Regions from separate parts of the Homo sapiens genome. Here region 2 is linked to region 1. The links are chromatin contacts, found by Hi-C or POLR2A ChIA-PET in ENCODE. All regions are on one chromosome and are shown on one strand. The core of a region is the stretch at or near the end of the contact, and the rest is flanking DNA. Distances in the headings are between cores, read along the strand shown.

Evidence for each region. Hi-C counts contacts between places; a loop is a spot of excess contacts on that map. ChIA-PET counts read pairs that join two places held with the same protein, here RNA polymerase II (POLR2A). Pooled maps may share reads with other maps.
Region 2: a map of Calu3 shows a loop between it and region 1 (12-fold over the local background). The contact joins the promoter of HOXA9 here to the enhancer-like site in region 1. A Hi-C loop is called at or near these places in 11 of 168 maps with a recorded cell type or tissue (B cell, CD4-positive, alpha-beta T cell, CD4-positive, alpha-beta memory T cell and 8 more) and 5 of 50 pooled maps. POLR2A ChIA-PET finds 5 or more read pairs at or near these places in 4 of 52 experiments (BJ, HEK293T, Panc1 and 1 more).

The regions. Positions count from the first base shown.
Region 1 is chr7:26,180,667-26,185,545 of GRCh38, reverse strand. NFE2L3 (NFE2 like bZIP transcription factor 3) reads right to left here. Exons shown (of 4, transcript NM_004289.7): 3 at 1,762-1,845; 4 at 1-1,013. Among named protein-coding and RNA genes, the nearest start is that of HNRNPA2B1, 18 kb to the left of the region's middle. RefSeq lists an enhancer at 4,443-4,737. Within about 2 kb of position 3,130, at least 4 of the 41 ENCODE cell types and tissues checked have a DNase peak (open chromatin) inside an H3K27ac peak, as active enhancers do.
Region 2 is chr7:27,162,673-27,167,114 of GRCh38, reverse strand. HOXA9 (homeobox A9) reads left to right here and starts at 1,578. Exons shown (of 2, transcript NM_152739.4): 1 at 1,578-2,237; 2 at 3,274-4,442. The coding sequence starts at 1,658. The coding sequence ends at 3,512. It overlaps HOXA10-HOXA9 (HOXA10-HOXA9 readthrough), which reads left to right. Exons shown (of 3, transcript NM_001433944.1): 2 at 2,148-2,237; 3 at 3,274-4,442. The coding sequence ends at 3,512. RefSeq lists enhancers at 1-439, 1,288-2,164, 2,165-3,042.

The sequences.
Region 1 (4,879 bases), core at 1,881-4,380:
TTTGCTTGCAAGTTACATACATCATCTTCTAAATTCAAAATTATGTCCAATTTGCGTTTACGACAGTTCTGCGCAGCAACTTTATTTTTCCCTCTTCGTCTGATGTCACGGATAAGTGAGACTTGTAGGTCTGTCAGATAATATCTACTTAACATGCTATTGAAAGAATCAACAGGCATGCCGACAATTTCATCTACAGAAAAAGGGATATGCAAAGCTTTAGCACGCTGTTCATCACGGCTCAAGTTTCTATCTGTGTCTTCAAGGTATCTACTCCTTATCTTCTGTGACTTCCCAGGCCACGGAAAAGGTTCAGAAGTAGATTCTGGTGCAGTTGGCTGTAAGTGGTAAGTGTGGTTATGAAATACGTGTTGAAATGTAAGATCTCCATGGAAATCAGAATCACTTTGATCCAAGTGACAAAGCTTACTGGGTTCTGGGTAGTAGCCACCTACAGCACCTTCTAAGTCATGATGGGAACTAGATTCATGGTCAGTGCAATAACCTATAGCACCTTCATCACACACAGAGTGAGAGGAATTAGACTTGATGACAGAGGTATTATTGTGACTTGAATCTAAAGAAAGGCCAGAATCAGAATCTGGTTCATCAAAAAGCTGAGAAACATCGATTGGATCAAAGTTGTCTTCTGTGGCCAATGACATTAAGTTTATCTCATCAAATATATTTATGTCAAGGTCATACAGTAGGTCTTGGCTTGTTAGATTCCTCATATGATTGTCAACCGGTGAAAGAAATCCTGTCAAATTAGTTCCAGGAAGGGTTTGCTCAGGATTGGTGGTATGAGAATTTAACTGCAGAAATGGTTCTTGTGACTGTGAAGTCCTTGCTGTTGGATCTCTTCTAAATGTATTGTTGGGACAAAGCAAGATGGCCTCATGAAGATTCACATCCTGACTTATAGCCTGGCTGAAGTTTACATGATAATGTGCTGAAGAATTCATGCCATCACTGATACTGCCTGGAAGAGGAATATCTCCCAATGAGATGCCCTGAAAAACGAAGGAGAAACACTTCAAACATGAATAGCCCTATTTCTGAAGCAGTTCTATTACCTAACAACTTTCTTTCCCCTCTTTTGTCAATTCCTCTACATTTAATAGAGATAGATGCTGTTGGCAGTAACTTCCTAGTTAAATACAGGCAATACAATACGAGATGTGAGTCCAAATCAGAATACCTGGAATTCTGAGTAACCTAGAAATTAAGATGGATTAGTATAAAAGCTGACTGGATTTTCTTAAAAAGTCTAATGTTACAATCTTGTAATTTGCTACTTTATAATAAGATGCAACTCATCCTAGCGGTTGGTAATCACATTGTGGAGGGTCAGGGATAATAAACTACAGTGAAGTAGTCTGGAGGAGAGAGGCTGTTTAAATGCCTCTAAGCGCTAAAACTACAAGGCTATTGTGAATATTGCTGCAATAAACATGGGGGTGCAGGTGTCCCTTTGATACACTGATTTCCTTTCCTTTGGATAAATACCTGATAATTCTTTTAGTTTTTTGAGAAATCTCCACGCTGTTTTCCATGACTAGTCTAAATTTGATTATACCTTTGGGATTATTTGGAAAGAGGAATGCTATACATATTTGGTTAATTCTAAGCTGAAGTGCTTCTGTAAAAATAAGCATTACTTTAAACTGCTGTGTCATCCAAGTAAAGGAGTTGTATTTGTTCACCAAAAGGTCAGTGCAGATATGTTCCTGCGAGGATAAAAGCCAAAGTTCCAATTACCTCCAGTGAATTTTCAGGCTGTGATGAAAGCAACTGGAATAAGTCTTCCAGAGAGAAAGAAGTATCTGTCCCATTCAGATGTCTCTGTAGAGAAACACAAAAAGTGCATCTTTCACATAAAAGACTGAACTGGTTGGGGCTTTAGGCTTTATCTTTAAAGGATCACCAGGTATTATTTCCACACTGGATTTTTATGCTATTATGTTCCTTGGTTGGAAGTTCTACTTTTTATTATATTTTGAGACGGATCTCACTCTGGCCCAGAATGGAGTGCAGTGGTGCAATCTCGGCTCACTACACCCTCTGCCTCCCAGGTTCAAAGGATTCTCCTGCCTTAGCCTCCGGAGTAGCTGGGATTACAGCTGTGCACCACCACGTCTGGCTAATTTTTGTATTTTTAGTAGAGACAGGGTTTCACCATGTTGGCCAAGTTGGTCTCGAACTTTTGACCGCAAGTGATCCACCCACCTAGGCCTCCCAAAGTGCTGGGATTACAGACGTGAGCCACTGCAGCTGACCTATTTCTCTGATTATGGTACTCAGTATTTCAACATGCATACTTAAAAGTCCAAAGCTAATCAGTATTTCTATTCCTACCATAAACAACTTCCATGTAATTTTTGGCTAATTGTTAGTTTCAGCTTATTTTGCCCCTCCATAGCCAGCCCTCCCAGTTGGTTACACAATTATATAATTTTGGCCAGGTGTGGTGGCTCACGCTTGTAATCCCAGCACTTTGGGAGGCCAAAGCAGGCAGATCGCCTGAGCCCAGGAGTTGGAGACCAGCTTGGGCAACACAACAAGACCGTTTCTACAAATTAAATTAGCTGGGTGTGGTGGTGTGCACCTGTGGTCCCAGCTACTCCGGGATGGTGAGGCAGGAGGACTGCCTGAGTCCAGGAGGTTGAGGCTGCAGTGAGTCGTGACAGCGCTGCCACACTCCAGCCTAACAGAATGAGATCTCGTCTCAAAAAATATTTTTACAGTCAATACTTATTTACATTTACTCCAATTTGTTTTTTTAAAACCAATTTATCGATGCTTCATCTCACTCCTGGCCTTTATGCTTTAGCCTCTTTCTAGTTGAAAGAACTCTTCAGAGTTCTTTTTAGAGAGGACCTGAGCAGTAAACCCAGTTTTTGTTACATGGAATTATTTTGAGACAGTCTTGTCCTGTCGCCCAGGCTGGAGAGCACTGGTGAGATCTCAGCTCACTGCAATCTCCGCCTCCTGGGTTCAAGTGATTGATTCTTGTGTGTCAGCCTCCCGAATAGCTGGGACTACAGGCATGTGTCACTGCGCCTGGCCAATTTTTATATTTTTAGTAGAGCTGGCGTTTTGCCATGTTGGCCAGGCTTGTCTTGAACTACTGACCACAGGTGATCCACCTGCCTTGGCCTCACAAAGAGTTGGGATTACAGGCATGAGACACCATGCCCGGCCTACATGGAATTATTTTGCCTTCATGCTTAAATGATGAGTTAACTGGTAAAAATATAAGGTTTAATGTTTTCCCTCAGTACTCTGTCTTATGGCATTTATTACTACTGGTAAGTTTGCTCTCAGTGTTATTTATAATGAAACTTTTCTATCTCAGGTAATTTAAAAAATGTTTCTTCTTAGTTCTTGACGTTCTGTTTCAATCTGGTATGTCTAGGACTTAATTTGTTTTCGTTAGGAGCTCTGTGTAGTCCTTTAATCTGAGGACTTTTCTGGAAATATTTTGCCATAAACTCATTTTAAATATTGCTTATCTTTCATATTTTATAGTTTCTTCTGGGACTCCTATTAGAAGTAACTTAGATTTTTCTCTTCTATCATTGTCTCAATTTTGCTTTCATATTTTGCATCTTCTCTGGTATATTCTAGATAATTTTCTTAGATCTTTCTTCCAACTTACCCTTTTCCTTAGCTGTTCACATCACTTCCACTGAATTTTCAATGAAAATGACTTTTTTCATATCTAGAATTTCATTTGGGCTCTTTTCTAGATCTTTTTCTTTTTTCATGATAGTCTGTTCTTGCCTTATAGATTCTGTTCCTATGAACAATTTAAACACTGATTTAGAGTCTTTTTCAGAGGACTAGGAATCCTGACTTTTGCATATGCTGACTCATGGCTATTTATGTCATTTTTAATTCTTAAAAGGTGAGCATTTTGGGGAGCAGTTTTGCATTTTTCTTTTCAAGAACCAGTGTTTATATCATTTTCCAGACTGTACTTTCTCTTGGCCGAGGATTCTTGATGGTGATGGTAGTGTGCATTCAGATCTTATATCTAGCTTTGGGGCCCCCACTGGGGTTCTGATTTCTAAAGGGTAGCTAGAATTGTACCAGTCCCCATTTCCTAGATATTCTTCCAGAGTTGTCATCTGGAAGAATGGAAATGCCAGTGATTCACTGGTCTAACTCATTTCTGTTTTATTTCAACAAGCTTTAAAAGCACCTACTAAGTAATAGCCCAATAAAAGAACAGAAATATCTTGTCAGAGCTACTATAAGAAATGTGGCTGGGTGCAGTGGCTCACACCTGTAATCCCAGCACTTTGGGAGGCCAAAGTGGGCAGATTGCTTGAGCCCAGGAATTTGAGACCAGCCTGAGCAACATGGTGAAACCCCACTTCTACTGAAAATACAAAAAATTAGCTGGGCATGGTGGTGTGCACCTATAGCCCCAGTTACTTGGGAGGCTGAAGTGGGAGATCACCTGAGCCCAGGAGGTTTAGGCTGCAGTGAGCCATGACAGCGCCACTGCACTTTAGCCTGGGTGACAGAGTGAGATCCTGTCTCCCCCGCCGCCTTCCTCAAAAAAAAAAAAAGTGTTAAGTACACGAAGATGTGACGTAAATGCTCAGGCTAGGAACATGGAGATAACACAATGAGGAACCAAGCCTGATAAGAATTAGGCACAAATGCCTGGCTTTGAATGATTAATATGTTTCTGAAAAGTTTTGTCCAAATTGATGTTTGTCCTATGTCAAATTACATTTTAAATTCTCTCCAAGGAAGCTCCCTACTTCATTTGTCTCCTCATTAATATTTAGTAAGTGCCTAGTCTGTGCCTAGCAGTGAATTAGTTTGTTACAGTTCTTGCTTTTCTGGGAAGCCCAGTGAGGGA
Region 2 (4,442 bases), core at 329-2,828, 980 kb before region 1:
GTTGCAGGCACAGTATCCACACGTGAATTTGATTACCCCTGTTCTAGGAGTCGCTGCTTTCTGTTAGGAATTGGGGGCAGGGGGAGTTTCCTTCCAATTAACGGAGTGGCGGCGACCTTTTAATTTACCCCCAACGGGTGAGAAATAAACTTCCCCAACGTGGCCAGGCCCAGGAATGGGACTGGAGTCGATGCCCTTTTACCCCTCCCCGTTCTAATTTCCAGCCCTGGCCTTGAGCTGTGGCTGCCTCTCTTTGGGCCTTGTACCTCTCCGCCGAGTCTCCGGGCCCCGTAGGTAACCAAGGCGAGGCCCGGAGTAGCAGCTGGAAAGGGAGGAAGGAGCCCTGAAAGGCTCACGCGGCCCCGGGACAGGCCACATCGGTGCGGGCCTCCCAGGTTCCGGAGCTGCGGGGTCTCTTAGGCGAGGCTGCCTTTTCCCAAACCGAACTTGCCTTCCATTCATGCCACTTGTAGTTTTTTCCCCAGCTGGGATTCACGGAGCGCAACCAGGCTTGCAGCGCTCATGGTTAGAGCCTCTGAGGCTGGAGCACAGGGCTGGGTCGCCAGCCGCCTGCGCCTGGGAATCCTGATTGCCAGCTGATGAGAAAGGCGGGCTGGGCGCGCGTGTGCGTGGGGTCGAGGGCCGGGGACCGAGCGCGCCGCACAACCAACCAGGCCCTCAAAACCTTCGCCCTGGTGGCGGCTGGCCGCTCCCTCCTGGCCAGCTCCTCCGTGGGGTCCTCGTAGCAAAGGCGAATTTAAGGGTTGCCCGGGCGCCCCTCGCTCCAGGCGGGTAGCTGTGGGGACCTACACCCGCGGTACTCCCTGAGCGGCCGGTCCCTGCCTGGAGTGCCCTGGTAGGGCCGGCGGCGGCTCCGTTTGGGACGGATCCTGCGTTGAATTTGACTTTTCGAGGGCGGCCGCGGGTAAACTCGCCTCTCCCGGGGACCGCAGGGATTATTTACAGGGAGCTCGCCAACCAAACACAACAGTCTAACCTTTCCAAGTCCTCGTAAATTTTTACAGCTGGGAGCCACGGCGAGGCAAACGAATCTGTTGGTCGTTTCCGACTTCCCGCCAGCCTGTGTGGCTTCTGAAACAATAACTCCTTATGAAATATCATAAATATAGATTTAAATACAGTAGAGCGACAATGCGATTTGGCTGCTTTTTTATGGCTTCAATTATTGTCTAATTTTATGTGAGGGGCTCCGCTGGCCGCACTCGCACGCGGGACCCGCGCCTTCTTGATGGCGTGATTAATTGTGATATAAAATAGTCCGCTTAAGAAGTGTGTGTATGGGGGGGGAGACGGGAGAGTACAGAGACAAGGCTAGATTTGATCTTTTAATCGTCGTTGGCCACAATTAAAACAAACCCCATCGTAGAGCGGCACGATCCCTTTACATAAAAACATATGGCTTTTGCTATAAAAATTATGACTGCAAAACATCGGACCATTAATAGCGTGCGGAGTGATTTACGCGTTATTGTTCTGCTGGACGGGCACGTGACGCGCACGGCCAATGGGGGCGCGGGCGCCGGCAACTTATTAGGTGACTGTACTTCCCCCCCGGTGCCACCAAGTTGTTACATGAAATCTGCAGTTTCATAATTTCCGTGGGTCGGGCCGGGCGGGCCAGGCGCTGGGCACGGTGATGGCCACCACTGGGGCCCTGGGCAACTACTACGTGGACTCGTTCCTGCTGGGCGCCGACGCCGCGGATGAGCTGAGCGTTGGCCGCTATGCGCCGGGGACCCTGGGCCAGCCTCCCCGGCAGGCGGCGACGCTGGCCGAGCACCCCGACTTCAGCCCGTGCAGCTTCCAGTCCAAGGCGACGGTGTTTGGCGCCTCGTGGAACCCAGTGCACGCGGCGGGCGCCAACGCTGTACCCGCTGCGGTGTACCACCACCATCACCACCACCCCTACGTGCACCCCCAGGCGCCCGTGGCGGCGGCGGCGCCGGACGGCAGGTACATGCGCTCCTGGCTGGAGCCCACGCCCGGTGCGCTCTCCTTCGCGGGCTTGCCCTCCAGCCGGCCTTATGGCATTAAACCTGAACCGCTGTCGGCCAGAAGGGGTGACTGTCCCACGCTTGACACTCACACTTTGTCCCTGACTGACTATGCTTGTGGTTCTCCTCCAGTTGATAGAGAAAAACAACCCAGCGAAGGCGCCTTCTCTGAAAACAATGCTGAGAATGAGAGCGGCGGAGACAAGCCCCCCATCGATCCCAGTAAGTGTCTCCTCCCTTCAAATCCGCCGCCGCCTCCACGCCGGCCTCCCGGATCTGCTGGCCCGCCAGGTTTCTCTCGAGCCTGCCTTCGTCCTCGCTGGAAGCCTCTCGAGTTGGGGCCAGGAGCCAGAAGTTGGTGTTTGGGACGCCTCAGATAGGGCCCCAAGTCTGGAGAGCAGTGAAGAGCGGCCCGCAGGGCTACGGGAGAGGAGGCGGCTGCTGCAGCGAGAGGGGGCGGGGCGGGCACTTCGGGACGAGCCAAGACTGGCCGCCCCTCTCCTTGGCTGCCCAGGCCCAGGACCGAGATACTTTGGGCCGTTCTTCGAAAGCAGTGCAGCCCAGAGAGCCTTTTGTACAACTAGATTGTCCGTGAGCGGCGGCAGCCAGGGCAGCCGGAGCTGGGACGCTGGGGGAGACGGCCGATTCCTTCCACTTCTTGCCTTCGGCCAGTGGCGGCGTAAATCCTGCCAAGATGAGGCTGCGGGCGACCCGGGCCACAAGGGTCCCCATGACAGATTATTCAAATAAGCCACAGACGTGATCAGCGGCCTTAGGGCGCCCTGACGGCTTGCCCAGCTCCGAAGGCCTTCCAGGAAGGTTAAATAAGGAGTGGGGGGCGTAGAGGGACAGGTTGGGAAAGAAAGACGAAGTCAGTGAACGGGACAGAGGAATCCTAATCTTGCTACAGAACACAAGGCAGCATGCTTTCCCTCTGCGTGGCAAGGAGACCTGTTTCCAAATTTCATTCTATACAGCGTTTTGAGAGTGGGAGGAAGGAGAAGGGGGACAAGAGGACAGAGTAGGAGAAAGGAAGGTCTCGGAGGGGAGGGCGAGCCAAAGTTTTACTGCGTGCAATTTTAAGTGACTGTCTGTGCGTCTGTCTGCCAGGGTTCCATTGTGTCCGAGGCCTGACTGCCTTTCCTAACCAGTTCAGCAGAGTTCTGCACTTCGGCCAGAGACCCCATGCAGGAGGCTCATTTGCCCCAGCGGGATGTGCGTCTTCTGCTCCTAAACCCAGTGTTTCTCTTCCCCGCAGATAACCCAGCAGCCAACTGGCTTCATGCGCGCTCCACTCGGAAAAAGCGGTGCCCCTATACAAAACACCAGACCCTGGAACTGGAGAAAGAGTTTCTGTTCAACATGTACCTCACCAGGGACCGCAGGTACGAGGTGGCTCGACTGCTCAACCTCACCGAGAGGCAGGTCAAGATCTGGTTCCAGAACCGCAGGATGAAAATGAAGAAAATCAACAAAGACCGAGCAAAAGACGAGTGATGCCATTTGGGCTTATTTAGAAAAAAGGGTAAGCTAGAGAGAAAAAGAAAGAACTGTCCGTCCCCCTTCCGCCTTCTCCCTTCTCTCACCCCCACCCTAGCCTCCACCATCCCCGCACAAAGCGGCTCTAAACCTCAGGCCACATCTTTTCCAAGGCAAACCCTGTTCAGGCTGGCTCGTAGGCCTGCCGCTTTGATGGAGGAGGTATTGTAAGCTTTCCATTTTCTATAAGAAAAAGGAAAAGTTGAGGGGGGGGCATTAGTGCTGATAGCTGTGTGTGTTAGCTTGTATATATATTTTTAAAAATCTACCTGTTCCTGACTTAAAACAAAAGGAAAGAAACTACCTTTTTATAATGCACAACTGTTGATGGTAGGCTGTATAGTTTTTAGTCTGTGTAGTTAATTTAATTTGCAGTTTGTGCGGCAGATTGCTCTGCCAAGATACTTGAACACTGTGTTTTATTGTGGTAATTATGTTTTGTGATTCAAACTTCTGTGTACTGGGTGATGCACCCATTGTGATTGTGGAAGATAGAATTCAATTTGAACTCAGGTTGTTTATGAGGGGAAAAAAACAGTTGCATAGAGTATAGCTCTGTAGTGGAATATGTCTTCTGTATAACTAGGCTGTTAACCTATGATTGTAAAGTAGCTGTAAGAATTTCCCAGTGAAATAAAAAAAAATTTTAAGTGTTCTCGGGGATGCATAGATTCATCATTTTCTCCACCTTAAAAATGCGGGCATTTAAGTCTGTCCATTATCTATATAGTCCTGTCTTGTCTATTGTATATATAATCTATATGATTAAAGAAAATATGCATAATCAGACAAGCTTGAATATTGTTTTTGCACCAGACGAACAGTGAGGAAATTCGGAGCTATACATATGTGCAGAAGGTTACTACCTAGGGTTTATGCTTAATTTTA